2 separate regions of the Mus musculus genome follow, and region 2 is linked to region 1. A link is a loop called in an ENCODE intact Hi-C map of the cell type or tissue named here. Cell type or tissue: left cerebral cortex. All regions are shown on one strand. Links, peaks and the distances in the headings refer to the core of each region. The heading gives the core; the rest is flanking DNA.

The links. A loop is a pair of places that touch in the nucleus more often than their neighbours do. Peaks named below come from ENCODE experiments on the same cell type or tissue, not always from the same donor. Only the 100,000 strongest peaks of a DNase experiment are listed, where the experiment ranks them.
Region 2: it touches region 1 in a loop (2.1-fold over the local background); 5 of 42 quality-filtered maps call a loop at or near these places.

The regions. Positions count from the first base shown.
Region 1 is chr2:33,215,876-33,224,200 of GRCm38, reverse strand. All of the region lies in intron 8 of Ralgps1 (Ral GEF with PH domain and SH3 binding motif 1), which reads left to right. It overlaps Angptl2 (angiopoietin-like 2), which reads right to left and starts at 8,240. Exons shown (of 5, transcript NM_011923.4): 1 at 7,748-8,240. In left cerebral cortex, for the core only: a CTCF peak has its summit at 4,810 (motif pointing left); DNase peaks (open chromatin) are centred at 2,689, 3,765, 4,320, 4,818 and 1 more place; H3K27ac peaks cover 3,883 bases.
Region 2 is chr2:33,262,015-33,270,339 of GRCm38, reverse strand. All of the region lies in intron 7 of Ralgps1 (Ral GEF with PH domain and SH3 binding motif 1), which reads left to right. Among named protein-coding and RNA genes, the nearest start is that of Angptl2, 50 kb to the right of the region's middle. In left cerebral cortex, for the core only: a CTCF peak has its summit at 4,337; DNase peaks (open chromatin) are centred at 1,077, 1,826, 3,025 and 4,353; H3K27ac peaks cover 2,387 bases.

The DNA.
Region 1 (8,325 bases), core at 142-8,141:
TTTCTCTAAGGAGTCTAACCATCCTCTGCTAGTTTGGCAGTTCTGAATGGGCAGTAATGAGTCTGTTTACTTTTGCTTTCTTGATATTTATTCAGCTAATTGCATCCCAAGAGAAGTAACCCCCCAGCATTCCAGCCGTCTTAGGCTGGAGACTAGCTCAACTCTAGGCAAAGTGCCCCTCCTTGCTTTCTCCCCATGACCAACAAAGAAAAGCAAACCCAACTGTTTTCCTTGGCTTAGAAATTAAAATAAAAACACCGATCGGAATCGCTTTTCCACATTGTGTGGTGAGGAGTTTCCATTGTGCCGGGCTTCCCTCTCTCTAACTGTAAGGCTGCAGTAACCACGTGGCAGGACAGCCTTTGCACATGGGGAGGACTCCCTGGGCTTGGGTCTCACCCAGCCTCCTATGGGCTGTCTTAGTGTCCCCATTTGGCCTGTGTGATGGGGCCACACACTGCGTGTCTGCATCCCTCTGGCCATCACAGCACTGTAGCCTGGGCATTGGGCTACTTCATGGGATGAAGCATCATTTTGGTAATACAGAGCTGACTCCTGCCCAGTGGCAGAAGCTGCTGGCCTGGGATATGCTTCTGGGTTCTTATCACAAACATTGGGAATGGACGAGAAAGGTTCAGATAATACAAATAGCTGCAGCCAGTTAGTTCTGGGAAGCAAGCACTTTGTCTGTACCATGTTACTGAATGTTCCCAGCAGCCCATTGGGAAGGGCCCATGGCTTCAGGACAGCCATGTAGCCAGGTGCTGGCGGCCTACACCTGCATCCTAAGTAACAGCAGGGCAGTTACTCCGTTTGACTGCTGAAATGCTGAGGAACTTTGGTGGTGAGCTCTCACACTCACGGTCTTTGTGGGCTTATGTATTTCTAGTATTCCTGCCCTTTTCCTTAAATAGGGTCACATGTGTCTCAGGCCAGCTCTCAACTCCCTGTGAAGCTGAGGATCAGCCCTGCCTCCAGTTCCCCAGTGCTGGGTGTGAGGCTTGTATTATTACCCCCATTTATGCAGTGCTGAGGATTAATGAGAACTAGCCAAGCACTCTGCCTGCTGAGCCATGTATATCCTCAGCGTATTATATCTATCTAGTTACCACAAGGTGCACTCAAGGCTAAAGGTATGTTGTGTGTATGTGGGGGGTACTGTTGAGACTGAAGACCATCACTTGTTGTTGTCATGGAACTACGAAGTAGCAGAACCAGGCAGGAGGTACACTAGAAACACCAAAGTAGGTCTGCTGTGAAAGCAGTGTGACAGGAAACTCCAAGACAAGCCTTCTGATCCTCTAGGCAGAAGGAGGCTAGGGGTGTCTTGGGGTCTGCAGAATTGGCTCTTGGGGGCTATTCTGGTCAATGCAGGTTGTATTCTTCTGGAAGAGTACACTTCTCCACCCCAGCTAGCACTGCACTGCCAGCTGCGAGCACAAACTTGAGGAGGCATCCCAGCCATGCTGGAGACCTAAAAAGTAACCTTTGCCAAGGCCACAAGGCCCATGTGCGTTTGGCTAGCCCTCCCCTCCAGCTTCTGTGCTTGAGTGAGTCTGAAGAATCAGAGCATGAATGGAGATGGCAAGTCCAAGATCAGGACACCAGAGAGCCCAGCAAAAACTTAAGCGGCGGCAAATGGTTATTACTGTAAACGCTGCAGGAAGACCCAGCATGCCTGCACAGTGGTTTCTAAGCCTGCCGCTGACCAGGATGGGGAAGGAGCCTGCTGCAGAGTAAGTGTCTAAACAGAGCCATCAGGTGGGGGATGTGGCAGCAGGAGTGTGAGCACTGGCCGTCTACTTTGTTGCACATGTGTACCCCTACACTCTGTGTTGTTGGCCTTCACATCTCTGTGCATAGATGGCTCCAGGTACTGGGTGCTCTGTGATTATTATTACTAGCACTTGGGAAACACAGTATTGATGCCTGACCTAGGATGCAGATCACACCTGAACTGAGCAGCAAGGAAAGCCCAGGCTCCAAGGTGTCAGATCGCCTGGAGTAAACATCAGAACCATATTTGATGATCAGTGCCAGCCCCATGCCCTCACTCCAAGGTCACCTCTCCACCACTATGAATAAAGACTCCTGTTTGTTTGTTTGTCTAATGGCCAGGATGCAGTTGCTTCTTACTGTTGAGCAGACTTGACTTTCAAGTCAGTACAAGGGTGAGTCTTGTTGGACGTTAGAAAGAGCTTCTTCATCCTGTGAGTGGAGCGACCCCAGAATGGGCATCGCAGACAAACGGTGGTAGACTCACCTTGGGTAGCTTGGAGAAGGAACTGTGTATCATTTGTCCTCCATGAATCACCCCAAGCCTGGAGGCCAGGGTGGGAGTAACCAGTCTCCAACTGCCACCCTTCTCAACCCAGCATCCTGTGAATCATCCCTCATGAGAGACCATGAGGGCCCCCAGGGAGCTGCAGCCAGCTCCTCCTCACTTCTCAGCTTAGCAATCGTCAGACCTTATATAAGTCCCTCTCCATGCAGCCTTCCTTCCATCACCCGCTGGCTTAGCCTTCCCCTCTACCAGTCGGGCTCCATTCTGGGGTCGGCCCTGTTGCGAGTGACTTGGGCAGAGGCACAGACCAGAGAAGCAGAGAGAGTAGGTTCACGTCCTCCAACTGTGCTTGCAGGAGTGATGGAGATGGGGTGGGGCAAGCCTGAAGTCCCAGGCTCTCGTGCACATGCCACGGGTGAGCCGTTGGCTTCCAGGGAAGGCTGACTGTGTGGAGGCGGACTGTGGTCACACCGTGAGATCATAGGGGATGTGGTTAGGCTGGGGAGCTGGGTGCCCATGCCAGGGGGATGAGGATTCTGCTGTTGCTCTTTCTTGCTGCATTATTAGGGAACCATTTTGAGATTCCCCCAAAGTCCACACACGGAACCCTCTGTGCCAGGAGTCACGGAATGCAGAGCAGAGGCAGGGAGTGTCTGGAGAAGCCATTGAGAGGCCAGCTTCTGAGTTGGCTGCTGCATTTTCTGTGGTGCCTAGTGTGCTCTGGAGCCCTGGATTGGGGGCCAGGGTGGGAGGTGTCTGAGGCTGGCTACACACCACTGCCCCAGGCAGCTTCCTGGAAAACCTGGACATTGCCCGGAGCGTCTCTCCTGAGCCCAGCTGAGTAGCTGACACAGAAGGTCGCCTCAGCCAACAGAGATGCCTCCTTCACATTCATCCCCATTTCAGAGATGAACAAATGGAGCCAAGGGATGAAGACAAGGGCCAGGACCAGGGCTGCCAGATGGTAGGGGTGGGCTTCAAGCTAGCTTTCTTACCCACACGCTCCTAAGTTTCTCCCTGCATCTGGGTGGGTGTGAGACGGAGTCTCGTGTAGTCCAAGTAGACCGGGGACTGGCCAAGGCTGGTATGCCCATGAGACTCCTGACCCTCCTGCTGAGATGTCAGGCCCTGTGTGCCAGTGCCCATTTTAGGGGGTGTTAGGCAATTAAACCCAGGTCATTTGGTGTGCTAGGCCAATACACTACGCTATAATTCACTCCATATGCACTTCCAGGACTAAATAACATTCACATGGCATTAAGTCAGCATTCTTACATGCATCTTACCTTCACATGCTTTCTGCCTGGAGAGCCCTTTCCCACAATTCTATCTGGTATGTATCTGTCTTCCTTTCTAAGGTGACCTCTTAAGGCCACCTCTCTGTGCAGAAGTCTCCTCTCTACGCCAGCTTGCAAGAACAGTTCTGTCCATCCAGCACTCAGAGCTCAGACTGTACTGGCTGGCTGCCCCAGAGTGTGCGCTTCTTAGAGTCGCCTCAGCACGCCCAGCTGCTAGTGCAGCACCTCGGCAACTAGACACCAAGGACTACGTTTGTTCTACTTATTCTCCTGGCTACTAGTAAGAGACAAAGCAGGAAAAAAGAGATGAGGGCTCTGTGCTCCAGGGGCCCTCAGCAGCAGGCATTCCTAACTCAGGTGGCAGTACTCAGGACAACTAAGGGGCCCCATGACCCAACCAGGATGGGGACTAGAAGTGATGGATCTAGGGGGAGGGGAAGTGCCTGAGGTTTGTCTCATTACTCATGGACTCATCCACCCTGCAGGTCTCCTCTGCTGTCCAGGGTGGATGCTGGAGAGTCATTCAGCAGTCCAACCTTCCACAGCAGAGACTGGAGTAGGATCCATCCCTGGAAGGCTTGGGCCTTCGGGAACCTGGGAGTCTTTGGGAGCTGAAGATAAGAGTCCCTTCTGGGCATTTCTGTGGTGGTCTCCATCTGCCTGTGTGAGAACTGAGTGACCAAGGCCAAGTCTCTAGGGCTGCTGGCCTCAAGACAGGCTGGTTTCACCAGGGAGTGGACCTGCACAATGGCTCAATTGTCAGAGGCCTGGCTCCACACCCAGCATCTCAGCATTCCTGTGATCAGAATGTGTCTCATGGCAATGTATACATGGAACCGGATGCTGTAACACCCCCACCCTCCCCCAACTCCCTGCTCCTGTTAGGAGCAGGATACAGCTTGGCCACAGAAACTTCCCCCAAATAAGGATTCTGATGTGTACTATCTACCACCGTAAACTCCAAGCTGCCCGAGCTTAAGTAACCTCTTCGGCGTTTTCTGTAAGTTTACAGGAAAGATTCACTTCTCTATCTAGTTCTTCACAGAGATTTCTACTGTATGGCTGTAGCAGACTGTGAGCTGAGCTGGAGGGGCAGCTTAAAGCTGGGGTTCCTCCTTTGTGGGCCACCGATGGAGAGGCCATGGGAGGTACTGTGTTCCGGAGCCTCAGTTTCCACTTCTGTATCAGCTCCCAGGGCCATCTCTTATGACTCGCGCCATCTGCTGGGTGTTTGTAGAATTGTTTACAGTCTGCCTATCTCATCCTAGTGCTCTTAGGTTCTGCACAGCTGTTCTATGGTGTGCACCTAAGATGAGAACCTTCCAGATAAAGTAGGCTGTGATTCAGTGAGAGGCAGAGGCTGAATATACCTGCCCTTCCCAGAGACTGGCTGTCTGCTGTGTTTGTTTCAGATGCCTGTGCTGCCTCAAGGGCTGTTAGGTGTGGCCCAGGGTAGGTGCTGAACTCCCACACAGCAGCCTCACAGGATTCCCCGGCCAGTGATGGGAATACCTGCCAGCACGCCTATCCTGTCAGGTGGATGAACCCCAGGCTCTGCCCTCCACACGCAGGGTGGGAACAGTGTGGACCGCGCAGCTCCACTCCCCACGCTGCAGATGTGGGTCCCTGCAGAGAAGGCAGCAGGGACGCCAGGGAAGCACACTGTTCTTGGAGGGATTAAGGTCAGCAAAAGCAGACTTGACAGCCAGGGAGGGCCATAGGGCGGCATCAGGACAGAGAGGTCAGGATGCCGTGTGGAGTAGTGGAGTACAATGGAAGGGGGAGTGGGCTTTGGAAACACAGTACTAGGTTCAAAGCCTATGGATCACATAGCTGTTAGCTTGGGCAAGTTAGCTTTCTTTATTCCTTCATCTGAAACAGGAACCCATTTTCTAGGGTAGGAGTAAGGATGGAGTAAGATGGAGTGCCTGCTCACCAAGCCCAGTGGGCAACTGTTGTGGGGTTCTTGCCTGTGAGCCCACAGCCATGCTGGGCATGAGTCGCTAGACTCCTACATGCCGTCCACCTATCTCTTTCCGCTGTGTTCCCCTTGCCCAGTGGTAATCTGTATGTCTTAGCCAGATTCACAGAGTTAGGCAGAACCTTTGCAGAGGCCAGAAAGCCACCAGGTTCACACTGCAGTAGGAAACCTTCAGTGTCACCCACCCCAGAAGCCTGAGTTGGAAGCATGTACTTCACAGCCACTTTCCAAATGCCACCAGGAACTCAGGAAACCTCTGTCCCTGGGCTCAGATACGCTGGTGTTGTGTGGCAGTAGTTACCACGGCCAGGCTTGCTGGAGTCTGTTCTCTGCTTGTCCCTCTGCAACAGGTGCAGCCGGTGGCCCTCTTGCGGGACCAAGGAAGCTCCATTTTCCTATCCCTGTGGCTCTGACAGGGATGCCAGTAGGCAGATCCCAAGGGTGATGCAGGATAGCATCCTGCCTGGGAGAGTGGTGTTAGAAGTTTTGGTCTAGTTGTATGTTTTCTTACAATATACTTCTAGGATGTAGAAATGCTACAGGTGGCTCAAGCCCAGTCCAAGATGCAAAGTATCTTTAATACATTTTAATACTCTTTTATTATTTTATATTTAAATATAAATATATGAATAATATATGTGATAAATAAAATATAAAATAAAGTTATTTTAATACCCTTTAATCCTCATGTTGTGGTGACTGCCCCCCCAACCATAAAGCTATTTCATTGCTACTTCTTAACTGTAATTTTGCTACTGTTATGAATTGTAATGCAAATATCTGATATGTAGGATATCTGATGTGGTTGCAACCCACAGCTTAAGAACCGCTGCTTTAGAGAATGTATCCAGGTCAGGGCAAGAGTTGGGGTACTGGTTCTTCCCTCTGGGCATGCTGATGGTTGGGCTCTAATAACTGGTAACCAGGGCTTTAGAGACTCTGAACACATCTCGTGCGCCACCCCTGGAGAGCAGTGAGTGATGTGTGACTTGAAGAAACCCTGAAGTCACATGCCAGGCTTCCTCATCTGGGAGATGGAGGTAGTTAGATGTGTGTTGTGGGGTTGCTGCAGGTGTCTGCTGGGCTGTTGCTGAGCTGGGCTCTCAGCCCTCTTTTTCACAGATCAGGAAACTGAGGTTTAGAAAAGCTGTGATCTGCCACTTAACAGAGTTCAGACAGGAGCCAGCTCATAATCGCTGCCATACTAGGCCTGTACTTGGAAGAACCCATGTGGAGAGCACTGAGCTAGCTTTGGAACTTGTGTTCTCAGTCTTCCTCAAAGGGATCTTTTTCTGAGTAACAACACTGGCCTCTGGGAACTCTCCTAATCCCACAGCAGAGGCAATAGCTGACCCGTGACACGGATGTCACAGGGAGAGGGGAGGGATCAGCAGAGAATTTCTGTTTGGAAATGTTATCTCATGCTGAAGCGCTTGCTTTCAAGGGACTGACTCTGTATGTGGCGCCTGCTGTGTCCCCTCACTAGGCTGTTCAGAAAGCAGGTCCTCCACAGTCTCTCAGCCACATCCTGCTGGCTGGAGACCTGGGATCCATCTACTGTATCCTTGGGCGCAGAGGGAAAGTCAGGGCAGCACTTTGCCCCAGTCCTACCGACAGAAACTTGTGGGTGACATGTTCTGTCCCGCACAGGACGCCTCTGCTCCTGGCACGCTGGCAGCTCGTGCTGCCTGGCCCAGGGCACTTTCTGAACTGAGGCCCCCACTGCCTCAGGTCCGCATTACATCTGCTTCTGCTGTAGCATAACTCTAGCTGGCTGGGTGTGCAGGAGTCCGGAGCTTGAACACAACTTGCCCAGTCCTACACTGCCCTGCGACTCTCAGCCTGCTGCCCTTTCAAATCCGCACCTACACACATGCACATACCCGGCTACCAGCCTGTGTCCGACAGCCAAACCGGCTCACCCCAGAGGCTCTTTGTCTGAAAGAGGTGAGTGGAGCTCACCGATGAAGTCCTCAACATCCCAGCCCAGTGTGCTTGTGCCTCTACACCACCCTGCCCAAGTATTCACAGTCCTCTGCCTGGTCAGATGCTTGATTCAGCTCTGAGCAAAAGCAAGGTTTGACCCCTGTGGGGTCCAGCTGCACACGGAAGCTGGAGGAGTCAGGGTTGCCCGTCTCAAGCCCCTCTTCCCCTGGCTGCTGCAGTTGAGAGCTGACCCCTTACCTCTTCTCTCCTGCTTGGCCCTGGAGCAGCGCTTCACATGCCTCACGGTGCCATCAGCAGCACAGCCTGGCCGTGGCCTCCAGGAGAGGTCCCGAGTCTCAGGCTGGACTGGCCGCCGAGCAGCCCTGCCTCACTGGCCTCAGCTGGCAGCAGTCTATGCTCTCTGAAGCTCCTAGGGATGAGGCTGGCTCTGGTGTCACCGGGGCTGCTCCCAACCTGCTCTCCCTCACAGTGTGGTCCGCAGCTGCCTTAGTGCATGCTTCTTGCAGGTCCTGGGTCCAACAACACCACTCAGGGCTTGGGGTCCATCCCCAGGCCGACAGCAGCAGCCTCAGTTGAACTCCCAGGTCCTTTGTGGAGCCTTTACGTGCCGCCAGAGGAAACTGTGAGCACAGCCTGACCCTGGTTGGCTGCAGGCACTTCTCTCCGCCCACCAGTGCAAGAGGATCCCCCAGGCCCCAGAAAAGCTCTGGGCCTCCCCTCAGCTCCAGACAGGGGCGGGCCGCCTGGTGATGTCACACTAGCTCCAGCCCCAGCTGGCCCAGCCCCTCCTGCCTGCTTTGGCGGCCTGGGCGGGG
Region 2 (8,325 bases), core at 282-8,281, 46 kb before region 1:
GATCAAGGGATCTTGGTTGAATGCATAAATAAGGTGCAGTGCGACAGGAATGGAAGCAGACTATAGCAGGTGTGGATGGAGGAGGGCAGCTTCTGTGTGAGCGTTCAGGAGCCCTCCCCCAGTGTGCCCTTCATTCTGAGACTCAGATGACAAGAGCAGGAGCAACTACAGAGGGTGAGGGGTGGAGAATATCTGATGCCCAGATGTATAGGGAGAAGAACTTTGGTTACTAAGGGACCCTCAGGTCAGTGTGGCTGGGCTCAGCCTCGGACAAAGGGTACCATTCTAAGTGTACAGAGGGCTTTGAAGAGGAGATGGACGTAATTTCATTTAGTGTTGTTTTTTGTGTTTTTAATCACTACACTAATGTATAGAAAACAAATCAGGAGAAATGGAGACCAAGACTAGAAACCAGGGGTCCAGTGAGTGGGTGAGGGTGGAGTCCAGGAGCTAACTGGGTAGAGCGGGGATCAGAGAATAGAGTGATGCAGAGTGTTCTGAGGAGCGGCCCCCAGGGGTCCCTGTGGCTAGATTGTTGAGCAGGCAAGAAAGGGAGGAAAGGGAATCCCTCAGTTTGAACCCTAGCAACTGATAAGCTGCCAAGATCTCTTTGTAACCAGAATTATCTTGGAAGAGGCTACCTTATTCCTGAGAGATCTAGGCCATGGAATTTGTGAAGTGTAGGGCAGTCACCTATTGGATTCCATGTGCCATATGCATGGTCTGCTTGCCCTGTGCACATGCCCAGAGTGACCCTCTCTTTCCCACCGAATTGATCCAGAGTTTGACTCACATGCAGCAGCATAGTGAGAACTGAAGTCCTTGGCATGGAGCTCACCACTGATGGGCAGTGTGACCTGGTCTGCTGGGCGGGACCTGGAAAGACACCATACAAGATCAGTGTTCTCAGTCTCCCATCTCCATCAGGAGAACAGACACCATGGCTGGCAGATGTGTGGCATTCCTATGCTTGGCTCTGAGGCCCCTTTGTCCAGGAAGTGTTGCTGCTCCCTATCTTCAGCAGCACCATTGGCAGCTCTCCTGTGGCTCGATAAAAGGAGGCTGGAGGAAGCCTGGGCTGCCAGTCTCAGATGGCTCTGAGCCTTGGTCTAGGTGGAAGATGAGCCAGACAAGGCAGATGGGGCAGTGGAAGACCAGGGAGGGCAATGGTAGGAGCAGGAGCCAGCCCAGAACTACTCCTCAAAAGTTGAGCATTGTCGCTGGGGAAGCTGACATTTCACCCTCTGTGCCTGCCAGTGCTATAGCATCGGGCACTGCCCATCCTCCACCTCCTGGAAGCCTTTTTCCCCAGGCTGGCTCTTCTTCCACTCTTCTGACAGCTGGTTTCTTTTGTGACTGTAAGGTTCTGACCTTGGTCCTGACCTTGGTCCTGACCGTGGTGTTTCTTTCCTTGGTGAGCATGCATACCAGCTTGGAGGGCTGTCACTGTGTCTGTCTTCCTAGGCCAGACCTCTCTCATGAGCCCCACACCCCCTGAAGTGCCTGCTCCATCCAGTCCCAGCCCTCTCTACATGTGTGTTCCTTTAACCTCAGATATGCTGCATGTCTGAACTCTGACCGTGACTCCAGGAGAGAGACAGAGAGCCTGGACACTGTCTTCACAACCTGTATATTGGACCTTTGGCAAGTGGCAGGCTGAGATGACGAGGAATAAGGCTTCCCTTCCCTGTCTCCTGCTACACTATGTGGATACAGTAATGCTGCATAAAATAGAGCCACGTTAATACACCAAGCAGAGCCACACTGCAGGCCAAGAAAGAGAAGGCACCATGGGCTAAAAATAAAATATGAGCTGTGTCCCAGAGTCTAGGCCTTGAGCTGTTAAGATGATGCAGTGTAGCTAGGCCTTTGGAGCTGGGGCCCAGACTTTGAGGGGAGAGGCCCAGCTTCAGGCCCCACCACAGGGGTGCTACAAATATGCTGTGTACAGCCATCTATTGCCGTGTTACCTCAACAGAAACTATGCAGTCGAGAGGATCCAAAGGGAGAGAAGACAACTATGATAATATGCAGCTGTGCTTTGGGGTCTGAATGCATGCAGCTTTATAGGCATGAGAGGCCAAGGCTACAGAGAGGAAAGGAGAGGCCTGGAACCTAAGAAGAAGCTGCACACAGCCTCCATCTTATGGCAAGGATTAAAGTAGATGAGTGAAAGTGTTCAGTACTGTGCCCAGACATAGCTTTATTTTCAGCTCTCCTTGGCTGTTCTTTTTTATTTATTTTTATTTTTTTTTTGGTTTTTTCGAGACAGGGTTTCTCTGTGTAGCCCTGGCTGTCCTGGCACTCACTTTGTAGACCAGTCTGGCCTCGAACTCAGAAATCCGCCTGTCTCTGCGTCCCGAGTGCTGGGATTAAAGGCGTGCGCCACCACGCCCGGCTTCCTTGGCTGTTCTTAAACGGGTTGCAGAAACTGTCATCCCTAAAAGCAGACCCTGCATGTATGACCTGGACTATCATTGACTTCTGCCAGTCTCTTTGCTTTTGGTCTTACCAGTCTGTTCTCACACCATGCTGGAGTGATCTCCCGTGTATACACAGATCTGGGGGTTTGGAACCTGGTTAAAGAGAGCTTTGGTTTGTTTTCCTTGTCCTGCCCTGCCCCCTGCCCGCCCTTGCTTGGTCAGAGGCCCCATGTCCCACTGCTCCTGCAGAGCAGCGCCAGCATGCTGACGCTCTCTTACAGCATTATGGTAAAGATCCCTAGCCGGTCTAACCATTTACACACCCAGCTCTCTATTTCAGTGATGCTTTTGAATAAAGGAAAGGTCCTGAGCTTAAATTAGAGGGTTGGTACGTGCTCATGGGTGGTACATCTAGGGTGTGCCACATTCACGGGCACTGAGTGTTTTCCTGAGCACCAAGAACCTAATAGAGGCTTTTTTCCAATGAGACCAAACACCAAATGGTTTCCCTGGTACTTCATACCCATCTGATATAAACCAGCCTCTGTCAGCTCAACATCTACTTCCCACAGCTATAGGGCCGTTCAGAGCCCCAAGCCTTGTATGCCACAAATGAGAGCTGGCCAGAGGCCCTGTTAACACCACCACTGGCAGCTCAGTCTCCCACTCTTGATTAGTATTCAGTGTTCATGTTTGTTGGTTTGCAATTAGTATCTCATTTGCAAGTTGAGCTGAAGTAGCTGAGAAAATAGAATAAGCTGGCAAGATGGTGGTATGTGACTTGGTATGACCATGGCCAAGTTAATAACAGACTTTGCCAAAAGGCAGGTTTCCCTCCCTCTCCTACCTTTTTGTTCTTATCCAAAGCAATACTTGCTGTATTTTAGCCAAACTGTTGTTCCTCAAACATCCCTCAGTCTTCCTACCTCCAGGTCACTTTTTCTGCCTTCTGTGGGCTCTGATGCCTCTCTGGACCCCTCTATGCTAAAAGTTCCCTACCTCAAAATGGCTTTGTTCACTTCCTCCTGACCCCTCATGAAGTGTTCTGCAGCTTCCTTACATCATCTATGGGCCCTTTTCAGTGCTCAGCCCAGCTGCACATAGACAGAATGCCCACTCACATACCAGCTCTGTGCCCCAGGGGAGCCCTTGGCCAGAGTGTACGTCCAGATCTTTGCCTCCCAGTTGTAGACCTGGGAGCGCTTTGGGGTCTGTCTCCTGAAATCACCATGAGTAGAATAAAATAAATAAATGATAAATGAAATACATGATGAAAGTATAAGTAGAATATGTATGTACATGTGCCTGTTAAGTATGTCTGTGTCCACCCAGCTGTTAAAGGATTATTTTAAAAGATACAATTCTGGTTCTTAGAAATACAGAATGAGTCCTTGCCAAAGATTTGCTAACTGTAAGATGCAGTAAGTGTACTGTTACAACTTCGAGTCAGAAATTCCATAGACATCTCTAACATAGACCACCACATTGTCACAGGTCCCCAGTCGGAAGTGCCACAGTTACCTCTAACATGGTTCTCAGATTAATCAGGATTCCCTAGGTGATTGTCAGTGGTATCCAGGAGACAAAACTTTTTGCCAATGGGCAGAAATTTGTTTATATGACTAATTTCTATAAGTTAATTTCTATTTGTATGAATTTAAAATAGCCTTTTAGACAAAAGCAAACAGCCCAAATACCACTAAAATTCGAAGTACCAGCTTTTCCATGAATGCTGTCCATTGCTATTGATGTGTGGCACTGGGATGGGACTTGGCAGCCTTTTTGTCTTTCAGAAACAGACACTAAATAGCCAGACATTTAAAAAATTGCTTTAAAAAAATACCCCAGTTTAGTTCCCTGTAGCTTCCACACTGTGCTCCTGTGTCCACAGCACTGAGCAGTCTTCCCACACCAGCCAGCGGCAGACACTGGGATTGAAGTAGAATCTGGAGCTAGTGTTTTAAAAATAGATCTGGAGCGATAGGCTCTTTGTTGAAAATAGACCCACATAAGAGGAAATGTTATTCTTTTCCCCTCAAGGCAAAGGAACACAATGCCAGTGTCCTCGTAGGTTGGAATTGGAGGGACTTTTCTTTTGCCCTTCATGGAGGTAACCTCCACCTTTGAGCTACTTTCCCAGACCAAGGAGGAGCTGGTGGGTGTCAGATGGCAGGTGTACACTCCCAGGTGGCCCTGAGAGCACAGGAGAGCAGCTCGCTCACACCCAGGGCATCCCCCTCCTGCCCAGATCCTCCTGGGGCCTTTGTGCTTGCTTCTCAGTCTCAGTTGGCCTTTGGAAGATCACAGGCACTGTGAGAATGAACAACATGGGACTCCGTTTTTTACCTTGTAATTGGAGTTCATGTGAGAGTGGGGTCTGGACTTGGCTCAGTACTAATAGTATGTAACTGCTTCCTGCCTTTGCAGTAAATGTTTCTCTTTTTGCTCTGTTTTGTTGACATTTTATAAAGTGGCTCTGGGGTCTGGTCCCTGCCGGAAGTGTGGTGGTCAGCTCTCTTTTTCAGTTTGCGCATTAAAGTATTTTTACCTCCCCGCTTTTCTAGCCTCTTGCTTGGAATGTTCAGCTCAGCATTATTTTGGGTGTCTTTGTTTAATTATAAGTGATTTTTATCAGCGTAGATTTTCCTTTCAATATAGATTTCTGCTATAAATGGTTCAGCCTGCTGTGAGCTTGAGAACATCTTGTCAGCAATCCCATACATAGCCTTGGCTTTTTAAAATTTTTTTAAAAATTTTATGTATATGAGTACACTGTAGCTGTGTAGATGGTTGTGAGCCTTCGTGTGGTTATTGGGAATTGAATTTAGGACCTCTGCTCGCTCCGGTCAACTCCACTCGCTCAGTCTCTACTCGCTCTGGCCCAAAATTTATTAATATACATAAGTACAGACGCACCAGAGGAGGGCATCAGATCTCATTAAGGGTGGTTGTGAACCACCATGTGGTTGCTGGGATTTGACCTCAGGACCTTCAGAAGAGCAGTCAGTGCTCTTACCGGCTGAGCCATCTTGGCAGCCCGTCTTGGCTTTTCTTACCTTTCTCTCCTCAGGATTATTGAGACTCAGAAGTTTCTAACACATCTGCTTCCCAGTCATTGTGATGTTTCATCCGCTCTGTTGCTCTGTCCTGTGACCACCTTTAAGCTGCATTCCTTCTGTGGGGAGGGACAGGGGAGAAGAGCAAGCTAGGCCAGCACCACTGTGACCTCACAGGTCACACTTGCCAAGTGAGACACAAAAGCAGCCTTGCAGTAAGTCGGAATGATAGCAGGCTTCATGGACACTTCTCAACTCAACTGTGTTTCAAAGTCACAGTTTTCCCGAGTGCTGTGTACAGTGTTCTCCAGCGCAGCAGAGCTGGGATGTAGCTTTTTTTTTCTTGACTGATATTATATAGCCAAAGAGATTTTAAAATCTCTAAAATGCCCCCACTTTATTCCTTACTCATTCCATACTGAGCCCCTGAGTCCTCTGGCTGTCCCGGGCTGTGAGGTTTTTCATAATCTCCTTTCCTTTCCTTGTTCCCTGAGCATAATGGCTGAAGTCTGTGTCCGACTCTGGTTGAGCAGTGGCTGGATTACGTGAGGTTCTGATGGACCTTTCCTGTGGTTCCTTATAAGTGCTGAAATCTGAGAGACCCTCAGTCCATGTGAAGGTCACAGTTGCTGACTCTACAGTAGTAAAAGGTTAACATGTGAAGGTGCTGCTATTTTCTGAATAAGCAAGCACTATTTTTAAAGACCCAAATCTGAAAAGAATTTTTATCAGCATAATGAATGCATGCACATTAATTTAAAAAGATTGCCAAGTACTGAAAGGCTCATTGACATCCCTAATCCTCCCTGCTACTCCACCCCTTGTTCTTCCCACTCCCTCCCTCTTTAGAGGTAAGCCTTCCAGGTTAGTGGTTTCTTGGAGTCCATGCCACAGCTCCACCCATGAGCATTTGCTACAGTTTCTTGATCCACCTACTTTAGGCAATGTATAGACATAGTGGCTTAGTTTTCTAGGTCTAGCCTCCACACTTTTCCATCACATAGTTAAGCCATCTTTGTTAAATGAGAGGTCAGGGTCCTAGTGGCTAGTAGTGTGTGCGCGGGCTTTCCTGTTTGGTCAGAAGGTGAAACAGAAGTACTCCACACTTTCTTGAGTAGTGGACCTGGTCATTCCAATTCTTCTTTTAAAAAAGTTCAGGACAGTGAGCTGGCCCAGCAGGTAAAGACGCTTTGGCCTGAGCCCTGTGATCTGAGTTCAGTCACAGAAGCTCATGTGATAGACACACACATTTCCTTCACACAGATAGATAATTGTAAAAGTTCCCTTCCCATATTAGCCACCTATTCCCCAGACTTACATATAATCTCAAAATTGTTTATTTTTATTGCATAAACCATCCCTCATACCACAGATGTGCTACCAGGCAGGTGGTCTTCTGAGCTGTTCTCATTGATTATCCCAGAATCTCTTTTACTGTTATTGAATAGTAATAGTAAAACTCCTGTGTCCTCTTTTATTTGATTCATTCCTTCAGTTTAGTAAAGAAAATTCCTAACTGGTTGTCAAACACATCATGGGAAAATCTGTTAAGTTTCTTCTTAAAGCAATTTATAAATTATTCTTGAGCAATCTGATCATGACCTGATTTCTTTTGTAGGTACAGAATAGAGCCATTTAGGAGATCCACAAAATCCAGCCCTTCTGTGTGTGTGTGTGTGTGTGTGTGTGTGTGTGTGTGTGTGTGTGTGTGTCCAGGAAGGACAGAGGTGACAGACCTATAGTCTAAGCACCCAGCAATCTGAGGTGCTGCTCATCCAGGGATTGGATTCCTGGGTGGACTGGACATGGTGGAGAACATAGGCCCAGTTGGGACCAGAGAGCTAGCTGTTTGGGTGTCTGAGTGGCTGAGCCTCAGTTTGAGTGAAGGCAGCAGGATTTGTGTGACAACTGGATGAGTGTAGATGATTCAGGGAAGTCAGTGGAGTTATAGTTTGCATGCATCAGTTAAAAAGGAAAGCCAGGTGTGGTGGTGTGAAGGGGGTGGTTCCAATGCTAAGGTCCTGTTCTCCAGTTGATTCTTGATCTATCAGTAAAGAAAGTCAGGAACTAATTGCTGGGTGGAGAGGAGGAGTTTATTTGTCATGCTTTGGAGGGAGAAGAAGCCAGCAGCCATGTAAGGTCTCAGGAGGAGCCAGGGCCTTTGGCCACTACTACAGGCAGGTGGACAGGAATGTGTGGCAGGGGCTAGGTGGGACTAGCCACTGAAGTTTAGGGCAGGAGGAAGGAGCAGCGATAAAAAATATTATTTAGAGCATGCTTTTCCTGCTGGGAGATAGTAACACCCAGCAATTGTGTCTTAAGGCAAGTTGAGAAGGAACAAACTTTGTGTGTGTGTGTGTGTGTGTGTGTGTGTGTGTGTGTGTGTGTGTGTGTGTGTGTGTGTGTCTTATCCATGGATTCAAAGGAAGCTGGGAGGAGGCTGGAATTGCAGTTGCCTTCGGTAGTAAAAGCAGTAGCATAAAGCTACATACAACAGTGGTGCACACCTTTAAACCCACCCAGTACTCAGGAGGCAGAGGCAGGCAGATCTCTGAATTTGAGGCAGCCTGGTCTACAGAGTGAGTTTTAGTACAGCCAGGGATGCATAGAGAAACCATGCCTTGAAAGAAACAAAACAAAATCAAATGATGTCTCTATATATGCCTTTTTCAACATTAAAGGTCTGTCCGAGCTATCTGGGCAAGCCACCTGGCCCTAGTGATGGTGAACCTGAAATACAGGCAGCCGTTCCGGCTTCTTTTTGCCTTTGGGTTCACAGAGGTCAGCGAGTTGCGTGTAACAGTGCTTTCTACACAGCCAGTAGGAGACGGCATCATTCCTGCCCA